2 separate regions of the Homo sapiens genome follow, and region 2 is linked to region 1. Evidence: read pairs that join two places in POLR2A ChIA-PET (ENCODE). Cell type or tissue: OCI-LY7. All regions are shown on one strand. Links, peaks and the distances in the headings refer to the core of each region. The heading gives the core; the rest is flanking DNA. Region 1 has its middle 56 kb from the start of RNF144B. Region 2 overlaps DEK (DEK proto-oncogene).

Region 1 (5,385 bases), core at 91-5,090:
CTGCATTATGTTTTCATTGAGTGAGCTTTTTATTTTTATATCCCTTTCTGGTAACGGAACTACCTTTAAGACTTTCAGTTTTTCCATGTCCCAACTTGCCACATTTTACGTGCACTTGAAAATTCACTCCTTAAGCTATTTTTCATTCTTTCAACCCAGTAGGAATAATATTGCCTGTTTATTATTTGAATAGCAGCATTACTGCTGGTATTATAAAGTCGCTGGTCTTGAGCATAATTTGTATGTGTAATAAGTTAATATTTGTTGTCAAGGCTTTAAAGGGGCTGTGTCTTTGGTGTTGGATTTTAATAGTTAATGAACCAATGGAATCTTTTTAGTTTTATTGCCTTCCTTGGGTGATTAGATATGCATCATCAGACCTGGTTTGCTTTCACCAACGCTGAAAACAGGTTCCTTGTTAAACACGTCAGTTACTTGTTTCTGGAAGTTACATTTACCACATACTGTGATGACTGGCATTGTTTTTTGGGTTTCCGTTTCAATGAAAAAAATTACTTGAAAAATGTTCTCTTATATTTTGAAACTGTGATACTCATGTTAGCTTGTGATTAGCACTAGCATTTGAGGAACATTCTAAATTCAATCTCTCAGGCATTTTGGTTTCTTTGTTTCTAAAACTTGTTCAATTATGCCTGATTTCCACTGGTAAGACATAATAACTCTTTTGTGCAAATTGGATGTTTGTATCACTTCCCTGCTTTTTAGTAAACTTTGAAATTCTTTTCAATTCCTGAAACTAAGTGGGAATAGTAACTAGATTAACCATGGCTTTTTTGTTGTTGTTGTTGTTGGAGAGACTGTAGCCTTGACCACCCAGCCTCAAGTGATCCCCCTGCCTCAGCCTCCTGAGTAGCTGAGACTACAGGTGCAAAGCACCAGCCCACCTAATATATATATATATTTTTAATAGAGATGAGGTCCTACTGTGTTGCCCAGGCTGGTCTTGAACTCCTGGCCTCAAGCGATCCTCCCACCTCTGCCTCCCAAAGTGCTGGGATTATGGGTGTGAACCACCGTGCTCAGCTAGCTTTTAAAAATAATGAGCATGAGGCAGGTGGATCACCTGAGGTCAGGAATTCAAGATCAGCCTGGCCAACATGGTGAAACCCCGTCTCTACTAAAAATACAAAAAGTTATTTGGGAGGCTGAGACAGGAGAATTGCTTGAACCTGGGAGGCAGAGGTTGCAGTGAGCCGAGATTGTGCCATTGCACTCCAGCTTGGAAGACAGAGTGAGACTTCATCTGAAAAAAATAAAAATAAAAATAATGAACAGGACATCATTGCTTGAAAATTATTTCTAAAAATCAGGACATTCCAAAAATAATGGTTCCTTTGAAAGTATTAAGCCCTTCTTGTTGCAGGCCTTGTGGGTGTGATTGGTTTGTGTGTGAGAAAACCATGCTAAATGTAAATAAGTACATTTAGTAACTCTTTAAGGAACAATTAGTTCCTTTTCCCAGGATAAATTTATTTTACAAGAAGTGATAAAGTGAATATTTTGTAAGAAGTATAATTTTAAAATTATTTAATGTGATTTTTTGGCACATCTAATATGCAAATATAGTATTTATATTTCCCTTTCCCGTTACTAAAGGGAAAAATAACTCTAGTGAAGAAAGCGGAAGAAAGGTCTTTTTGGTCTCTGCCCTTCACTCTGACTGTATTTCTTTGCTGTAGCTGTATTAACTGAGTAGTTAGCTCTAATTACATAGTTCATCTTTGCAGCAGCCTCAACTGATTCAGTTTAAAATCAGATTAAAACAAAACGTCCTTCTTCTTGTGTGTGCAACCCCATAATTTAGACTGTTCTGAGCTTTTAAAAGAATGCTTAGCCAGTTTTTTTCTCCAACCGTAATTTGACATAATTTCCTTAAAAAGCAAGGAAATTATGCCACATTTAAAGATCCTAGATTTAGTTGTCTAGGGGCTGTTTCTGATGATCAGGATAAATTAAGTGGACCACCATGCAATGTTTTCTTGTATGAGTAGTGGCGAGAGCCAGGGGTGGGAGATGAGGGGTTAGTTAGTCTTAAACAGCTCAGCAGGAAGAGTTGGCAGAGTTGGGATTCTGCATCTTTGACCTTTTAGCATTTCAGTGGGTCTTTGTTTTCATATGGACTTTTCCCTCTCCTCCATTTTCTTCCCCTTTTTTATATAAACTTTAAAAAATTGGTAATATTTAGATGCCCTCTGAGCTTTGGAAAGGCATTTTTGTTGTTGTTGTTGTTTCAGTCCATTGGGTACATTTAGTTCTGCTGTATCTACATCAGAAAAACCCTAAGTGTAATAAAGCACGTGAAGTATTACATTAGCTCAAGTTCCTTCTTGAGTCACTTCAGCTGTGGAGTTTCTCTTCCTTTTGCTACTTAGAAAATTGGGGCCTTTGGCTGGAGAATCACTTGAACCCAGGAGGCGGAGGTTGCAGTGAGCTGAGATCGTGCCATTGCACTCCAGCCTGGGCGACAAGAGTGAAACTCTGTCTCAAAAAAAAGAAAAGTAGGCTTTGGAATCAAAGAGTCCCCAAGCCACAGAAAGCTCCACCATAGCTCCAAGTCCTGCAAACCAAACAACTTTCAACTTCCCCATGTAAGTCCGGCATTTGGTTTATGATTTGGCAAATGCTGAAAGGAGGAGCTTTCACGCCAGCAATTGTAAGAAGGAAACTTAGCACTAGCTCCACAGCATAGCAGAGAGAGAACTATGTCAACTTGAAGATTTATATTAAATAGAGAAACAAGGGATTGGTTTAGATATATAGATGACTTATAAAGAGGAAGTTTGGGGTGGTGATTAAGGCCAGATCATTGGCTTTAGATAAATCTGATTCAAAATCTGGATGAGCATCATTAACAAGTCAGAAAAACAATAGATGTTAGTGTGGATGTGGTGAAAAGGGAACACTTATACGCTGCTGGTGGGAATGTAAATTAGTATAATCTCTATGGAAAACAGTATGCAGATTTTTTTTTTTTTTTTTTTTTTGAGACGGAGTCTTGCTCTGTCACCCAGGCTGTAGTGCAGTGGCCTGATCTCGGCTCACTGCAAGCTCCACCTCCTGGGTTCATGCCATTCTCCTGCCTCAGCCTCCCAAGTAGCTGGGACTACAGGTGCCCACCACCACGCTCGGCTAATTTTTTGTATTTTTAGTAGAGATGGGGTTTCACCGTGTTAGCCAGGATGGTCTCGATCTCCTGACCTCGTCATCCACCTGCCTCGGCCTCCCAAAGTGCTGGGATTACAGGCGTGAGCCACCGTGCCTGGCCTCAGATTTTTTAAAGAACTAAAAGTAGATGTATCATCTGATCCAGCAATCCCACTGCTGGGTATCTACCTAAGGAAAAATAAGTCATTATATGAAAAAGACACATGTATGCATGTATTTACAGCAGCATGATTCACAATTGCAAAGACGTGGAACCAACCTAAGTGCCCTTTGAGCAATGAGTGGATAAAGAAAATGAGATATACACACACACACACACACACACACACACACACACACACACACACCATGGGATACTACTCAGCCTTTAAAAAGAATGAAATAATGTCTTTTGCAGTGACTTGAATGGAGCTGGAGGCCGTTATTCTAATTGAAGTAACTCAGGAATGGAAAACCAAATACTGTATGTTCTCGTTTATATGTGGGAAGTAAGGCATGTTCACACAAAGGCATACAGAGTGGAGACCCAGAACGGGGAGAATGGGTGAGGGATAAAAAACTAGATAGTGGGTACAATGTACACTACTCGGGTGACAGGTACACTAAAATCTCAGACTTCACCACTATGCAATTCATCCATGTAGCCAAAACCACTTGTACCCCAAAAGCTATTGAAATAAAAATAAAGTGATAAACATAAAAAGAAACACAAAACAACAGCCCACAAAATCTGGCTGAGCCACTGACTAGCCAGGTGACCTTGATCTATTTAAGAGTTTTTCATCTATAAAGATAATATATAATGTTTAAGGGGGTTATTGTGGGAATAACATACCTATTGTGATGTCTAACACAAAGTAAGTTCTCAGTAATGGGTTATTTTTCGTCAATATTTTGTCATGTGTGTGCAAAGTGAGAAATAGACATTACAAATTTCTTTGTGGCTGTCTAGTTGAACTAAGAATGATGGATATTGTCTTCAGCATTAAATGTACCCATGGATAAGGTAAATTGATGTGATATTCAGTGGTGCTGATAGGCTGGAGGCAATTCTCCCACCTCCTGCCTGATGAACTCCTGGTTTTCCTTTAAACCCCACTCTTTGTCAATATCCCTGACCCTCCAGATAGCTCTTTCCTCTCCTCTGTTTTGCCTTTGTACCCAGGCCACTAGTCTGTTGTTACCTTTATCATGGAGTTCCTATGTTCTTCCTCCTGGACTATGAGCATTTGAGACAGGGATTATTTTATTCATATTCTCCCTCTTCCCACCCACTGTCTAGCACAGGGCTTGGCATATCCATTAGTTGGATTGAAATTGATTAGATTTAATTGAATCAAATCCTGTATAGAAAACAGGGTCATACCAAATATTTGGGGCTCACAAGGCTGTTGACAAAGTCTGTGAGATGCCTCATTTTACAGCCTTGTTTTTGATTCCAGGCCCCAATCTTAGTTAAGCACCAGATTATACATCACATCTGATATCATTCAAGACTCTTAATTGTCATTGCAGACAACGTGGTGGCATTCAGCTGCGAGCAGATGTAAGGTTTCTTGAGGCTTTACTGTTGGATTTGCTGTTCTCAGGGATATGAACAGCTGTGTGGTTCAGGCTTCTGGAATTAAGAGAGCCAATGTAACAATAAGGAGTAAGAGCTCAAGTATAAGTCAGGAATCATGCTCAGATGTCTGGGTTGCCTGGTGAGAATGTTCAAATGGATTTAATACTTTATCTTGACCAGGTGCAGTAGCTCATCCTTGTAATCCCAGCACTTTGGGAGGCTGAGGTGGGAGGATTGCTTGAGCCCGGGAGCTCAAGACCAGCTTGGGCAACAAAGTGAGATCCTGTATCTACAAAAAATAAAAAATAAAAAAATTAGCTGGGCATGGTGGTTCGTACCTGTAGTCCTAGCTAGTTGGGAGGCTGAGCGGGGAGGATCGCTTGAGCTTTTAGGATTTTGAAGCTGCAGTGAGCTATGATCACGCCACTGTGCTCCAGTCTGGGAAAGAGTGAGATCCTGTCTCGAAAAAAAAAAAAAACCTTTAACTGCCAAAAGGGGTATTTCTTTATTCACAGCCTCTATCGATGTACAGGATTACTTTTGTATCCTTCAGTATCCTTTTTAAGAAAATGGCAATAAGTTATTCCACTTATGGTGCCCATTGCTATTATTTCTTTTTACAATTATAACAAAAA
Region 2 (5,385 bases), core at 292-5,291, 71 kb before region 1:
ACACAGTATGGTGGCATGCACCTGTGGTCCCAGCTACTTGGGAGGCTTAAGCGGGAGGAACACTTGAGCCCAGGAGGTTGAGGCTGCAGTGAGCCATGTATTGCACACTGTACTCCAGCCTGGGTGACAAAGTGAGACCGTGTCTTAAAAGAAAGAAAAAAAAAAGAAAAAGAAAAAGAAAAAAGAAGACAGAGCCCTGGATATTATAATCCAAGTGCTAATATCCAGCTGTGTTTCCTGTGATAAATCATTTAATAAGTATATACCTCAGTCTGCTCAGTCATAAAGTGTGGAAATTGAACTAGTGGATCACTAACATTTACAGAAATTGATTCCATTGTGAAGTAATATACAAGTAGGTTTAAAGTGTAAAAAGGTCTTACAGTGCCTGGCCTGTTGTAAAGCAGTTTGTGTAGATTTCTAAGTTCATCGGTTTTCTTCTTACTTAGAAAAAAATGTATCCTCTCAATTTCACAAAGTTTCTGCCCCTTTCCTGGGGAAAAAAAAAAATCACAATTAAATACCTATGGCTTACTAATACATTTACAAAGTTAATTTAATGAGAATTATTTTCACAGCATAATTTACATGTAACTCTGCTCTTACAGAGCAAATTAAATAAAATTATACCAAAAGTATAAAACACTACCTTGCTGATACTAAGCTACAAACCATCATTTTCACAAATTTAGGCACTTTCACCACAAAATGAAAGGAAGCTAGAATAAACTTACCTTGTGCAATTGTAAATGGCTCTCTCTGTAAGGAAGAGACTTGCATTGTCAACCTCTCTACTTTTTTCTTTTCCCTCTTGCCTTCCACGATGAGACTCTTTTCTAGAAATTAATTTAGTATTTCTTAATTAACAAAAAGCTTAAACATTGTATTAACTTTATTAGATACACATGTAGAACAAAGTCCCCAAAACCTAATACTTTATTCTTCTTCTGAGCATGGTTTTGGAAAGCAAATGACATAAAAGAGGAAAACACTTGATTAATTAATAGAGCACCATGAAAATTTTTTCAGAGTAACATTTTACTCACCTGGCACTCACAGGGACTCAGTTAAAAAAAAAAATTAGAAAGCAAACTAATTTTTATCCAACTAAAATTATTGCCATTACAGTCCAGTCACTTCGTTTGTGAAAAAAATCTAGCTCTGTTTAATCTTTGGACATAATTCTATTTAATAATTGAGATTCAGTTTGCTGTACTTCAGGAATAATCAAATTTAGACTGGGAGATTAAGAACTTCAAAAGATATATAGAGAACAATAACAATTTAGTAAACTGACAAAAGAAACACAAATAAAGACTTCCAGGCAGAACAGCCTGAAGTACGTGGATAGGATAAAACTCTCCAAGTTTACATTTAATGCAATCAACTGGGAGAGCATTACTTTGTAGTTTATGAATAACATTCCTAATGATGACCATAAGTCACTCAAAGTTAAATTGTTTAGTCACAAAAATCTACGGTGAGGCGCGGTGGCTCATGCCTGTAATCCCAGCACTTTGGGAGGCTGAGGCGGGCGGATAACGAGGTCAGGAGATCAAGACCATCCCGGCTAACTCGGTCAGGAGATCGAGACCATCCTGGCTAACTCAGTCAGGAGATCAAGACCATCCTGGCTAACGTGGTGAAACCCCATCTCTACTAAAAAATACAAAAAATTAGCCAGGTGTGGTGGCTGGTGCCTGTAGTCCCAGCTACTTGGGAGGCTGAGGCAGGAGAAAGGCATGAACCCAGGAGGCGGAGCTTGCAGTGAGCCGAGATCGCACCACTGCACCTCAGCCTGGGCGACACAGCAAGACTCCGTCTCAAAAAAAAAAAAAAAAAAAAAAAAAAAAAAAAAAAAAAATCTAGAAAACAGGTAGCATATACTTCAAAATTCAAAACATTAAGCTCCATTTATCTAAAATAAAATCATTTTTTGAATGAAATAAAGTCAGATAAAAGAATACTATATACTGCTCGAGGTTCTGCCATTTATTTAATGCCTGTGTTGTGCAGCTGCACTCAATACTAAGAGGGGATAAATGGATGATAAAAACTGCGTATCTTTTGAAAAAGATGCTACTAAAGAAATGAGACATAAATATACGCCAATATAAAAGATAACAAAACATCTTAAGAAAGATACACAAATAAATTGCTGTGCACTGAGGAGGAATTGATTATTTTGGGACTAGAGAAAAAGGAACAAAGCACGTGTGCTGGCTTTTAAAGACAGCTTAGATTTAGTAATGTAAGGATTCGCACAGAAAGAATACTTCAGGAGAAAGGGCTATCAACAGGTATATTCTGGCCATGTTGTACAGAATGAAGACCAAACACACTAAAACAACCCCTACTATCACTCAACTTCATCAACTTAGTGATTTAAACTATTTGCTTGTCTCTGATTACTAACTACAAGCTAATGACTTCCCAGTCAATCTCCAAGCCACAACTTTCATCTGAGATTCATATTAACTAATATTGCCTCAGTATCTGTGAGGGATTGGTTCCAGGACGCCCCTCAGATGCCAAAATCCATGGATGCTCAAGTCCCTTATTTTTTAAAAAAATGGTGTAGTAGTTACATGTAACCTATGACCATCTTCCCATATACTTTATATCATCTGTAGATTACTCATAATGACTAATACAACTTAACTGATATGTAAATAGTTGTTATACTGTATTGTTTAGGAATAATAAAAAAATCTGTACATGTTCAGTACAGATGCAACCATCCATTTTTACCAATTTGTGGTTGATTGAATCCACAGATGAGGAACCCACAGATATGGAGAGCCAACAGTATATGCCTGTCTGTCATCTGGACAGCTACAATTCATGTCCTACAGGCACCTAAACTCAAAATATTCAAAAGAAAAATCATAATCATCTCCAAACTTGCTCACTTTGTGAATTTTTTTCAAAAAACATTAATACCATCCACCCACCTGCCAAAGACAGAAACCTAAGAGTCATCTTTTACTAGTCATTTCTCTCACTTCCCTTTTCCCCAAAATCACTGCCAATTTTGGCTAATCTGACCCCTTTCTTAGGACAGACTTCAGAGGATATATGAGAAAGCCTGGGTGCCTGGGCAGAAGCCTCCTGCAGGGGTGGAACTCTCACAGAAAACTGCTACTCAGGGCCAGGCGTGGTGGCTCATTCCTGTAATCCAGGCCCTTTGGGAGGCAGAGACGGGCAGGTCACTTGAGCTAAGGAGTCTGAGACCAGCCTGGGCAACATGGTAAAACCCTGCCTCTACAAAAAATACAGAAAGTACCCGGGCATGGTGGCGCATGCCTGTGGTTCCTGAGGTGAGAGGATTGCTTGAGCCTGGGAGGCAGAGTTTGCAGTGAGCTGAGATCATGTTACTGCACTCCAGCCTGGGTGACAAGTGAGACCTTGTCTCCAAAAAAAAAAAAAAAAAAGAAAGAAAACCTCTACTAGGGCAGTGTGGAGTGGAAAGGGGAAATGGGGGGTGGACCCCTAGATTCACCACCAAGGCTCTATTGGCTAGTGGAGCTGTGGGAAGGGGGCTGCCACCTCCAAACTCCAGCATGGTAGAGCCACAAGCAGCTTGCATCCTGAGCTGCCCAAAGCCTTGGGACCCCTCACCCCTTGCACCAGCGTGCTCTGGATGCCAGACATGCAGTAAAAGGAGATAATTTTGGAGCTTTAAGATTTAAAGACTGCCCTGCTAGGATTCAGACTTGTAGGCCGGGCGCAGTGGCTTACGTCTGTAATCCTAAAACTCTGGGAGGCTGAGACGGGCGGATCACCTGAGGTCGGGAGTTTGAGACCAGCCTGACCAACATGGAGAAACCTTGTCTCTATTAAAAATACAAAATCAGCCAGCTGTGGTGGCATATGCCTGTAATCCCAGCTACTCGAGAGGCTGAGGCAGTAGAATCCCTTGAACCAGGAGGCAGAGGTTGCGGTTAGCCGAGGTCAGGCCACTGCACTCCAGCCTGGGCAACGAGAGCGAAACTCCGTTTCAAAAAACAAACAAACAAACAAACACAGAAAAACAAAAACCAAACAAAAACCAAACCAGACTGTGTGGGGCCTATTGCACCTTTCTTTTGGCCTTTCTCCCTTTTGGAATGGGAATTTTACCCAATGTCTGTACCATCACTGTATCTTGGGAGTAAATAACTTGTTTTTGATCTCACAGGCTCATAGGTGGAAGAAACTCATCTTCAGATGAAACTCTGGACTTACAGATTTGGGACTTCTGTGTTAATGCTGAAACAAGACCGGACTTTGGGGGACTACTGCGAAGGCACAACTGAATCTTGAAATGTGAGAAACATATGAGAGTTGGGGGACCGGGGGTGCAATGATATGCTTTGGATGTTTGCCCCCTCCAAATTTCGTGTTGAAAAGTGATTTGCAATGCTGGAGGTGAGGCCTGGTAAGGTGATTAAATCATGGGGGCAGATCCCTCATGAACGGCTTAGCATGGTAATCCGTGGTGGTGAGTGAGTTCTCTCAAGATTTGTTTAAAAGAGCATGGCACCTCCCTCTACAACTTGCTCCCACTCCCAAATGAAATGCCTGCTCCCCCTTTGTCTTCTGCCATGATTGGAAGTTTCCTGAGGCTTTCACCAGAAGCAAATACTGGCGCCATGCTTCTTGTACTGTCTGCAGAACCACGAATCAATAAAACCTATTTTCTTTATAAACTACCCTGCCTCAAGTGTTTCTTTATAGTAACGCAAAAAAAAAAAAAAGCCTAATACAGAAAGTATTTCACTGTCTGGCTTCCATGATGCCTCAGTTCTAAAGTTAAATATTCAGGGTTAAGTAAAATAAAAACTTTCACAATTCTACTTGTCCCACAAACACCTCAAATTAGTAAAAAGAATAATAAATCACAGCTACAATAAAACTATTAGGGGATAAAATTTCTACAACATCATGTTTTTAAAAATAATTTGTCTAGAACAAAACATGGGATTCTTTCAACTACCAACTCTTCCCCAAGCATTACTGTGTTGGCCACTTACAGTATATTTACATGACTTCTCTAATTTTTTCCTGACATGAAGAAAATTCACCATTTCTTTGGCATCTCAACCCTGCCCCCACCAGAAGACCAAAATACAAACAAAAAATTGGAGAAAAAGTGCAGAGCCTCTTTGGCTAGCAGCGAGATAGTGCAGCCAATTTTGTTGTTGTATTAAAAATAATTTTAAAATAACATGTTGTTAAGCAATAGTTTATGTGAAAACTTATATTTAAAAAGCCATGCTTTACTTAAATATGCCCTTCTTAGGGCACATACCACTTTAAACAAACAAAAGGCACACCTTGTAATCTTAACCCAGATTGTGACCACAGGCTGGTTGAGGCTTAAAAAAAATCCGGGTTTAGGAA

Evidence for each region. ChIA-PET counts read pairs that join two places held together with the same protein. Peaks named below come from ENCODE experiments on the same cell type or tissue, not always from the same donor. Only the 100,000 strongest peaks of a DNase experiment are listed, where the experiment ranks them.
Region 2: POLR2A ChIA-PET joins it to region 1 with 5 read pairs; 2 of 35 experiments call an interaction of 5 or more read pairs at or near these places.

Annotation. Positions count from the first base shown.
Region 1 is chr6:18,328,312-18,333,696 of GRCh38, forward strand. No RefSeq gene overlaps it. Among named protein-coding and RNA genes, the nearest start is that of RNF144B, 56 kb to the right of the region's middle. RefSeq lists a silencer at 2,618-2,667. In OCI-LY7, for the core only: no CTCF peak of the experiment used is centred there; DNase peaks (open chromatin) are centred at 430, 1,680, 2,360 and 2,630; H3K4me3 peaks cover 2,114 bases; H3K27ac peaks cover 3,689 bases.
Region 2 is chr6:18,257,570-18,262,954 of GRCh38, forward strand. DEK (DEK proto-oncogene) reads right to left here. Exons shown (of 11, transcript NM_003472.4): 3 at 735-836; 4 at 384-493. Among named protein-coding and RNA genes, the nearest start is that of DEK, 4.3 kb to the right of the region's middle. RefSeq lists an enhancer at 2,848-2,967. In OCI-LY7, for the core only: a CTCF peak has its summit at 3,259; a DNase peak (open chromatin) is centred at 3,012; H3K4me3 peaks cover 3,258 bases; H3K27ac peaks cover 2,718 bases.